2 separate regions of the Homo sapiens genome follow, and region 2 is linked to region 1. The links are chromatin contacts, found by Hi-C or POLR2A ChIA-PET in ENCODE. All regions are on one chromosome and are shown on one strand. Each heading gives the region's core, a stretch centred on a gene start or an enhancer-like site at or near the end of the contact. The rest is flanking DNA. Distances are from core to core; before and after follow the strand shown.

Region 1 (4,760 bases), core at 206-2,705:
TCCAAGAGGGCAAAGCCCCAGGTTAGAGTGAGGCTGGGGGACACCTTTGCCAAGGTTACTGAGATTCAAGGAGCAGAGTCTGATGCCTCTGGAGCTGAAGTCTTGGCTCTATTACCCAGCTCTGGGGGTGCCCACCTAGGTGCCTAGGACTGTGCTGTGGGATTTCAAAGCCACAATCAGACCCCACTGAAAAGTGAGTTGGTGAGACCAGATCAGCTCCAGGGGGAAGAAGGGATACAGGGGAAGGCACTTGATGGGAAGAAGCTCTGGGTTTGACTCTGCCTACACAGGAACATTGCAGGGATTGGTGGTGCCTCTTTTCCTCTCTCTGCTGTGATGGATATGCCCCAACCCCTTCCTGCCTCCTAGGATTGGAACCCCCTCCTCTGATCCAGGCATCCTCTCCCAGGATGCCTAGAAAGCTCCCATTTACTCTTGCCACCAGCTCCTTGGGAAGAGAGGGGCGGGGGCGTGCTTCCAGGCAGGAGGTATTCCCAGCACCTTACTTGGAGGGATTTTTATTTGGCTTAGGGGGTAGGGGGAGGTGTCTTAGAATTGGCCTGAGCAGATGTCTTCAACATCTGTGACCACCATTCCTGGTGTGGGCGTGTCCCAGTCCTTTTGGACACTGGATCTGAAGAAAGGAAGCACTGACATGGAGGGCCCTGAATCCCAAGCCTGCTGCTGCTGGGACCCTTAAAGTTGAGGTGCACCACAAGGCTCACCCCCATGTGTTTCAGGAAGTTTCCAGTGTCTTCAGGGCTACTGGGGCTAGAGTGGGCAGTGCTCTGAGTACCGTTTAGAGCCAGTGCTGAGGGGATAGGGAGCCAGCAAGTCAAGTGCCACATCCTGACCTGGAGAGGTGCCCTGGCCCATTTCCTTCTCCAGCTTTGTGATGTTGCCTTTGTTTCCTTCCACTTGGATGGAGTCCCACCACCATGGTAATGTTAAGTAGCACCAAAAGCTCTACCCAGAGCCTACTATGTGCTTTACGTCCATTCTCAGACATTCTTACAACACGGAGGCATTTTTCCTGCTTTACAAATGAGGAAACTGCTCAAGGAGGTTAAGTAACTTACCCAAGGCCTCCTATGTTGAACTAGGACTGGACCTTTACTCTGTCTGACCCCAATATCAGGATGAGCTTGCTTTTTCCCTCAGCAAGCTGCGTCTGGGAGCCCTGGAAGGCTCCAGAAGCCTCCGGGTCTGAGGAGGCTTCTAAAAGGGCCTCACATGCCCCGGGAGCCACGTGGATACAGAACGAGGGTTCCCGCTCTCGGAGAGTTGGTCCCCAGTTCCCATGCAGGGAGTGGAGCCTCTGAGCACTGCCAGAACAACAGGCAGGGTTCTCGACAGCACAGAGCCTCACGCAATGTGCAGGCAGGTGGTGCTCTCGCTCCACCACGGCACCTCTGCGGTCTCTGCAGCCGTTTGCATTTCCTGAAACCGGATCTTAGTGTCAGAGCCGCCCCCAGCCGGGCGGGCGCCTCAGCCATGGCCCTGCGCAAGGAACTGCTCAAGTCCATCTGGTACGCCTTTACCGCGCTGGACGTGGAGAAGAGTGGCAAAGTCTCCAAGTCCCAGCTCAAGGTGAGGGGCACCCGGGACCCGGGGGAGGACGGCAGATGCACCACACCAGCCCCTGCCGCCTGGGAGCCAGGTGTGGACACTGTGCCACTCCAGGGGCACCCAGCCATCCAGCGTCCCGGGCCTGGGGTCGGGGGGCTGGTCCTGGGTAACTGGGCCAACGTAGCCTGGTAGATGCCGCTGCCCACCCTCCAGAGACCTAGTGAAGTGTGTGCAGAAACCTTGCGCAGAACTGGGCCCCACAACTGGAGGCCAGGAGGTTCTGAGGGCCATTATGGGGTTCTGAGGGCCAGGAGCCAGGCCACATCCCAGACTCTGTGTGATGAGCACACACACCTCCACAGAGTCATGCTTGGGCACGCAGTGTGCTCTTTCTTGCTGCTTCCTCCTGACTTTCAAGAGAAACAGTTAGCCAGTGCTTGGCAGTCATTTCCTCTGGAGCTGAGAGAGGCATAAAGGGGCCGCCCCCAGTCCCAAACCTGTCTGGCCTGTCTAACCCTGCCCGCCAGGTGGGACAGAGCTGCGGAGTGGGTGAGGACTGAGGACCCTATTATACTGCTACGCAGCTCACCCCCCTATCCACCACACATATCAGGTTGGGAAACTTACCTTAGGCCTTGAGACCTCAGGTAGGGAAGGGGGAGAATCTAAGCCCAGGAAAATCCCAATCAATGATTGTCCTGAAGTCAATCATCTGGCCTAGACAATTTCTGGGAGGCCAAGGAGTTTTTCTCTCTCTTCCTCTAGTCCTCCAGTAGTGCTGCCTTCCCTACCCTAGTTAGTGGGGAGGAAGCAAGGCCCTCAGCCACTAGAATCAGCGAACACTGGGGGAAAGGAGCAAGGTAGGCCTCAGCTCTCTAGGACCTGCCATAGGGGTGCCTTCGTTCACTCTGCAAGTACTTGAGTGCCCCTCGTGAGGCTCTGTGCCTGGCATGTGGCTAGGCACTAAACTGGTGTCTCCCTGCCCCATCCTCCAAAGGAGACGTGTGGTCTCAAGGAAACCTCCATTCTTAATGACCGAGGTAGAGGGTGCTGGATACCTGAGAGATGAATGGGACAGAACAGTTATTGTGCCCCACCACCGTTCCAACCCCCTACTTTACTGAACTTGGATGTGAGGAACTTGAATATCCCAAACTGGTCCTATGTTAAATTCCTTACCTGGATTTGTGAGCATCTAATAGATGATTTCACTCCCCCAGGAAGGAGAGCCCACTACTATCTTTTGTCACCTAGGGAGAACCTCCTAACAGGCAGATTCTTCCTTACATCCTATTTAAATCTCTTGTATTGCAGATCATGTCATTTGGTTGGGTCCTCAGTATAAATGGAAAAAAGTCGATCATCCAAAATCCATTTCTGCAAACTCTGTGTCCCACCCCTACCTCCCACCCTGTCCCTTTAATATCTTGCCAGACAATACCAGCCCCCGTGGCTTTTTGCTTCCAGGGTAACATTTTCCACTTCTGTATTACCTGTGGCCACTGAGACCTCTCCAGGCTCTCTCTGCCCTTCACATGGAAAGTACAGCCTTTAAGTGGCTCCCCTTTTCCTGGTGCCATCAGCCAGTAAAGCCTCCTAGCTTGAGCCTCTGTCTTGCCCTCTAAAAGGGCCACTACCCACTCCCTCATCCCCACAGGTTGCGTATTTCTAGGGAAATACTCCATGGAGAGCTTGCATGCTTGAACTGTCCACTGTCTGTACCTCATCACAGCTCATATTGAACCTACTGCCAGCAACATCTCTGGTCACACAGGATCAATTATAGAGTTCCCTCCTACTTGACAGAAAACTTGTCAACTCTGGAAACCTGGGCTAACAGTGGGAGTCTCAGGGGCCAAGTGGGGGTGGGGCGGAAATGGCGGGGCTCCTTTCAAGCCCATAATAGTGAATATTGGAAGAGGAGGAAGTAGTGATAGTGTTGGGGGGCGGGGATTCCAGCAAAGCAAAGGAGTAATAGAGAAGTGGTCAAAAGGCAAAGGAGGAAGCAGACGAGAGAGTTATACAAGCAGGGCCCACCTCTCCCCAGAAAAGACTTGGGGATGAGGGAAAAGACCTTGGAGTCAATCTGGTTTTTTGTTGTTGTTTTAGAGATGAGATCTTGTTCTATCACTCATGCTGGAGTGCAGTGGTGCAGTCATAGCTCACGACAGCCTCAAACTCCTGGGTTCAAGCGATCTTCCTACTTCAGCCTCCTGAGTAGCTGGGACTACAGGCACATGCCACCACGCCTGGCTAATTTTTTTATTTTTTATTTTTTAGAGCCTGAGTCTCATTATGTTGCCCCGGCTGGTTTCAGACTTCTGGCCTCAAGTGATCCTCTGGCTTCTGCCTCCTGAGTAGCTGGAATTATAGTCTTGAGCCACCTCACTGGGCTGGTTACTAAAACCATCCCTAGCGTTAGGGTCCTGGGTTGGAACCTGGCAAGAGACCTGCACTAGCCCAGGGCAAGATGTGTCGGTGCGTGACATTTGCCACTTCTCCCCTAATGTGTTGGTAGACGGGCTCCCAGTGGCTGTCCTGGGCAAACCCACGATGAGGCCAGAGGGTAGGAGGAAGAACAGCACGTCCTCTGAGAAAAGCCCAAGGAGTAGGGTTGTTTCTCCTGGAAAAGAGAAGGCTTGAGGGAAAAACCAGATACTTCTTTCTCTCTTTGAATTCTTGTAGAAAGTACAATGGCTTCATCCAGTTGGGTTGAGAACAGAGAAAGTAAACCAATAGGAATGGCACTCCTGCCCAGGATGGATTTAGGTTGAACACAAAACTTCCCAGGAGTTGAGGGCTGTGAGTTCTTGCAAGGTTCCCAGAACCGCCTCTAAAAACCTTTGGAAGGTAGCCATCCTGACAGAGGGCTATAGAGAGGGGAGCCCTTGGGAATGATGTGTGTCCTACTGAACACACCCTCTTACCCAGGGGAGCAGTTTTGATTTTAGAACTAGTGGAGGATCAGCTGATAATTTGGCCTCCTTCCCCACTGACTATCAGGCAGTGGGGTGAAGGGGTATGTAGATGGAGCAGTGTGTCTCTGGTTTGATGAGGATCTTTGGGTGGCACCAGGCCTACCACTTCCTCCTTGACTGGCAGGAGCTGGGGGAAGGGAGGGAGGGTAGACAGGGGCCTTCCAGTCTCCTGCACCTCCAGCTGATATTCAGGGCAGTCCTGGAGCCCAGAGT
Region 2 (5,320 bases), core at 751-3,250, 620 kb after region 1:
CAAGTTAGCACCTTGCTGTTTCTATTAAACGATCTAGGATTAAAAACTGGTTTTGAATAATCCCATATATGGATAATCCAAAGGTAAACAGACACACACAAACTCTCATTTACAAGACTTCGTCACCAAGCACTTACAAAATACATTTCATAAGACAGAAGAGAAAATGGAGCAAGAGGTGAGGTCACCTACCACTTTAGTTCTATTGAAAGAGAGAAGTCATTATGTGCTCTCCCCAAACAGTAGGTAGCCTCCAAAAACAACACACACCCCTACACCCCCCTAATCTGGTATTGTCATTCAGTGGGGTGACCTAGGAAGGCCTTTGAAATGTGTTGTATCAGCTCAGAGGGAATTAGACCGCATACGATGCCACAAAACATCAAATAAATGTAAAACTATAAAGATAATACATCTAAAATTAAGATGTATTAATAACTAGGCATACAAGCTCTCTCTGAATACAAAGTGTGTAAGAGCTGATTTCCAAGATCCTTTGCAATTAAACGTTAGTACATGATGAAAGTTCTTAAGGCTTAGCCTCACTTGCTGCTAAGCCTGCTACCTGAGTTTCTACTAGGCTGTGACCAACTTTTGAACTTGCCACGATAGCACTAAACTACTGTTATGCATCCTACTGATAAAACTGGACATGTGGCGCTTAATACGCCAAACCAGAATCATCAATGTTTGTTAAAGAACTCTCCCGTTACTATTGTGATGTCCACTCCGGAAGATTATCTGCATCTGGTTGAGGTTTAGACAGAAGAGAAGCAGTTAACAGACACCGACTGTATACACAGCGGTCTGCCGGCACACTGCAAAAAAGCCGATACGCCTTACAGGCTCAGGAAGTTGACTAACCCAGGGAAAAGCCCCATGCCCTCCTCTATGAAAGGGAGTGTGTGGTTGGTAGAACCCAAAGTAAACACGGAAAAATTCATTCAAGAATTTCCTTAAGGCCTACCGTGAAGACGTCGGAGGCAAGTTAAGACGTTGGGGAGCAGGTAAGAGAGACCAGAGTTCAGAAACAGACCGATAATGATCTACCAGCTCCGGTGGGGAGGTCCAAGCTAGGGGAGTTTGTGCCTCCTCTGTGGAGTTGGGGAGGAAAGGTACCGGGCGGGCTCTGGTCCTCCTCCGACAGCCCTTTCCAGCAGGCCCGGGGCTGCTAAGACCCAGGCCTGGCGTTGAGCAACAGCAGCTCTCTTCCACATGGTTGCTGGAGAGCGACCCTCCGAGCTGCCCCGAGGCCATGTGGCTGCAGCCACAGGGTGCCCAAACCCGGTGCACGTTCAAGACGTGAAACCAGAGCAGAGAAGGTGCCGGAGGAAAATCCAAAGAATGGGATGTTGGGGTACAAGACTCACTTCCTTTGGGCTTTGTCCTTCTTGGCCTTGGTCCTTTTCTTTCGGGCCTGGAGCGCAAGCACTGCAGGAGAGAGGGATGGATGAAGGGCGAATGTGGAGGAAAGGAGGCGACCAAGGTGAGGGTGGAGACCCAGCAGGGGCGCCAGGCCCGGCTGCGGGGCCTGCCTCGGGGGCGGCTGCGGGCTCCGGCGAGGCGGCCGGCCGTGGGGCTGGCGGCCCACGGGGCGCAGAGCAGCGCCCGGGCGGGATGCGCCGGAGGGGTCTCAGGCCGGGTCAGGGGGCGGGCGGGTGGGGGTCTGCGTCGCCCGCCAAGGGCCGGGCCCTGGAGTGGCCCCAAGGCGCGAGCCGGCCTGGCGGGGAACAAGGGGCGGCTACGGCCGGCGCCAGAGGACGCCCGGACTGAGGGGCGCGGACCCGCAGCCCAGAGGCAGGGGGTGTGGGGCGGCGCCACCTCAGTGGAGGGGCGCCGCACGTCCGGGAACCGAACCGCGGCAGTTAAGCGAAGCTCCCGGCGCTGACCCGGGCCTCGCCCCGGCGACCATTGCCCCTCGTGGCGGAGGCCGCTCCACCGCTCACCTTTCCGCTCCATGGTGAGACCGGTAATCGCCAGGCGCCTGCGCACTCGAGTGGCGGCGACTCCCGCTCCCGCCGCGGCCCAAAACCGAGCCCGCTCACACTCCGCCCTCAGTCCCGCCCCACCCCCGCCCCACGATGCCGCGCGCTTGCGCGTTGGGCGCGGAGCCTACCACCTGCTCCCGAGGAGGGGGCGGCAAGGAGAGGGAGGGGGCGCAGCGGGGAGGAACGCCGGGGTGAACGTTGAAGGAGTGTTAGAGATCCAAGCTTGGAAACCTGGCAAGGTTAGTTTTGTTCTATTTGTTTAGAAAAGGCGCAGAGAGCGGCAGGGCTCTCTGCATGCTGCTGAGTCAGAGCTTCGGAGGCAACTGGGATCTGCCTCAGTTTCCTGGCCTGTAAAATGGATTAATCAGGCATGTCCCAGTTTCTCCTTCCCTGAGCTATTGTGAGCCCAGTTGAGATACTATTTAAAGAAAATGGAAAAAAATTACATGTGAGAAAGAAAAGGGAGTGGGAGCAACACAAAAAGACTGGAAGGAAAGAACCTGTGACCCTATTATCACTTGAAAAGTAAAAACTTCAAAAGTGAATTTTCTCTTGAAATTTCAAGTTTAAGTGAAAGCTGTAAAGGAAAGAAGGGGAAATGAGAATAAAAACGTTTAATGTTTTCTTATTCTACCACCTTCAATACATGATAAAGCTGTCTTGTTTATAAGTTTTTTTTGTTTTTATTTTCTAAGTGCATTATCTCATTTGATGTTTATGGCAACTTAAAGGCAAAATAGTTATTACTTCCATTACACAAAGACACTAAACTTAAGAGGGCCTGCCTATATGTTCAGAATCTTGGTGTACGACCCAGTTATTTAATCATGAAGCCCTTATTGTATAGCAGGCTCAGCAAAGTTTTTCTTTGGGCCGTACAGTAAATATTTAGGCTTTGTGGACCATAAGATCTCTTTCTCAGCTACTCAACTCTGCCATTGGAGCTCAAAAGCAGTCATAGAAAATATGGGCTGTGTTCCTATAAAGATTTATGTATGGACACTGAAATTTGAATTTCATATAATTTTCACGTCATAAAATGTTCTTCTATTGATTTAAACATGGTCTTTGTTAGGTTTTGAAGGGAAGGTGAGGGTTAAAGAAAGACAGAGAGAGCAGTCTTGCTCTGCTGCCTAGGCCGGAGTACAGTGGCATGATCTCGGCTCACTGCAGCCTGGACATCCAGGGCTCAAGTGATCCTCCCACCTCAGCCTCCCAAGGTGCTGGAATTACAGGTGTGAGCCACTGAGCCAGGCCCTTTTGATCTTTTTTCAACCGTTTCAACGGTTATTCTTATTTCAGATCTTAGTTTACCAACCCATGTTGTAAAGTACCGCAGCTGGACAGAGTGGAAGCTCTGAAGACCTTTGCTCTGAACAAGTAATTGAGAAGGGAAGATGAGAGGGCAATAGTACAGCACAAGTCAAGCATGGGGGCTTTGGCAGAACTTATTGAGCAAAGTAAGTAATTAAGCCCATCCAGAGAAGGCAGTTTTTGAGCTGGGTATTAGGAAATATGTAAGATTTCTATAGGTGGAGAAGGAGATGTCAGGCATTCCTGAATGAGAAAATACATTGAGCAAAAAGGCACAGACGTGGACACCTGTAGGTGGGGGCTAGGATTGGGGCTGGTAACAACTGAAGGGATGAAATGGAAGGTGAGGCTGGAAAGGCAGGTTAGCCAAATTTGAAATTTAGATAATTGATATATGTTGCATGGAACCTGAATGATAGCATGTCTGAGTATATTGCAAAAGAAGACAGTACCTGTTGGCCAAGGAAGGATGCAGCCCAGTCTATTCCCTGCTGTAAAGTTGAAAACAAAAGGAAGGTTAGGACAGACAGGGAAGCCCTAGACTCTGAGGGTTGTGTGAGTTCAGGATAACCGCGTGTGGTTTAGAAAAGACAGGGAGAGAGCTGATAGCTAGGAAAAATCCCAGAATTGGGAAAGTACTGCCCACCCCAAAGTAAACTGTTTGAGTGTAGAGACCCTGCTTAGGTTTTCCTTGATGTAAACTCAGTGCCTACACAGTGTTAGGCACTTAGTAGGTGCTCATATATTTGTCTAATAAAAGAATAAATGGGCCAGGCACAGTGGCTTATGCCTGTAATCCCAGCACTTTGGGAGGCCGAGGCGGGCAGATCACAAGGTTAAGAGATCGAGACCATCCTGGCCAACATGGTGAAACCTCATCTCTACTAAAAATACAAAAGTAGCCGGGCATGGTGGCACATGCCTGTAATCCCAGCTACTTGGGAGGCTGAGGCAGGAGAATCGCTTGAACCCGGGAGGCGGAGGTTGCAGTGAGCCGAGATTGCACCACTGCACTCCAGCCTGGGCAACAAGAGCAAAACTCCGTCTCAAAAGAAAAAAAAAAGAATAAATGATCTGCAGTTTATGAGAAATGTCAGGATGAAAGAGAGAGAAAACACTGAGAGGGACAATATTAGAGCTGTATTAAATCTGAATTGGTTATTGCAGACCCATCAAAAAGGAAATATGTTCAGCTTGGCATGATACAGTCGTACCTATCCTGACTCTGAGTAGGCTATTGCTTCTCTAAGAGCTTACTAACCATCTGTTTAATAACTCGTTTTCAGAATTTTTCCAGAGTCAATGTGAAGTTCACTGGACTGAGTTCCCAGAATTGACCATTTCTCTTTTTTTTCCATCTGTTTTTCTCTATTCCTCCATCATGCTTTGGCTCTCCACTTTTTCTAAGACCTCTATAACTGTTCATGTAAGCACGTTTGTTCATTTCCCCTATTCTACAACCATCCCCTTTTTGTGCATTTTGCTTGAAATGTAACTTTAAAAATAGTTTCTTCTCCCAAGTTTGCAGAGCTTGGCCTATTCTGGACTTTTAACTTTCCAGAATTTTTTTTTTTCTTTGACAGGGTCTCACTCTGTCACCCAGGCAGGAGCGCAGTGGCGAAATCTTTCCTCACTGCAACCCGGGCTCAAGCAATTTTTTCACCTCAGCCTCCCCAGTAGCTGGAACTACTACAGGCACATGCCACCATATCCACTTGATTTTTGTGTTTTTTATAGAGATGGGGTTTTGCCACATTGCCCAGGCTGGTTTGGAACTCCTGGGCTCAAACAATCTGCCCCCCTTAGGCTCCCCAGAAACTATTCTTAAAAGTGTTAGCAAAAAAAAAAAAAAAAAGTGTAGGCCAAGCACAGTGGCTCATGCCTGTAATCCCAACACTTAGGGAGGCAGAGGCAGGAGGATACCTTGAGCCTAAGAGTTAGAGACCTGCCTGGGCAATACAGCAAGACCCTTTTCTGCACAAAAAGGAAAAAAGAAAGACACAAAAAAAGTGGTAGCT

The links. Hi-C counts contacts between places; a loop is a spot of excess contacts on that map. ChIA-PET counts read pairs that join two places held with the same protein, here RNA polymerase II (POLR2A). Pooled maps may share reads with other maps.
Region 2: a pooled map shows a loop between it and region 1 (2.7-fold over the local background). The contact joins the promoter of SRPK1 here to the promoter of DEF6 in region 1. A Hi-C loop is called at or near these places in 6 of 50 pooled maps. POLR2A ChIA-PET finds 5 or more read pairs at or near these places in 2 of 52 experiments (MCF 10A and WTC11).

What each region holds. Positions count from the first base shown.
Region 1 is chr6:35,296,363-35,301,122 of GRCh38, forward strand. It overlaps DEF6 (DEF6 guanine nucleotide exchange factor), which reads left to right and starts at 1,456. Exons shown (of 11, transcript NM_022047.4): 1 at 1,456-1,590. The coding sequence starts at 1,495.
Region 2 is chr6:35,919,098-35,924,417 of GRCh38, forward strand. It overlaps SRPK1 (SRSF protein kinase 1), which reads right to left and starts at 2,001. Exons shown (of 16, transcript NM_003137.5): 1 at 1,947-2,001; 2 at 1,371-1,431. The coding sequence starts at 1,959. RefSeq lists silencers at 1,664-2,253, 2,284-2,343.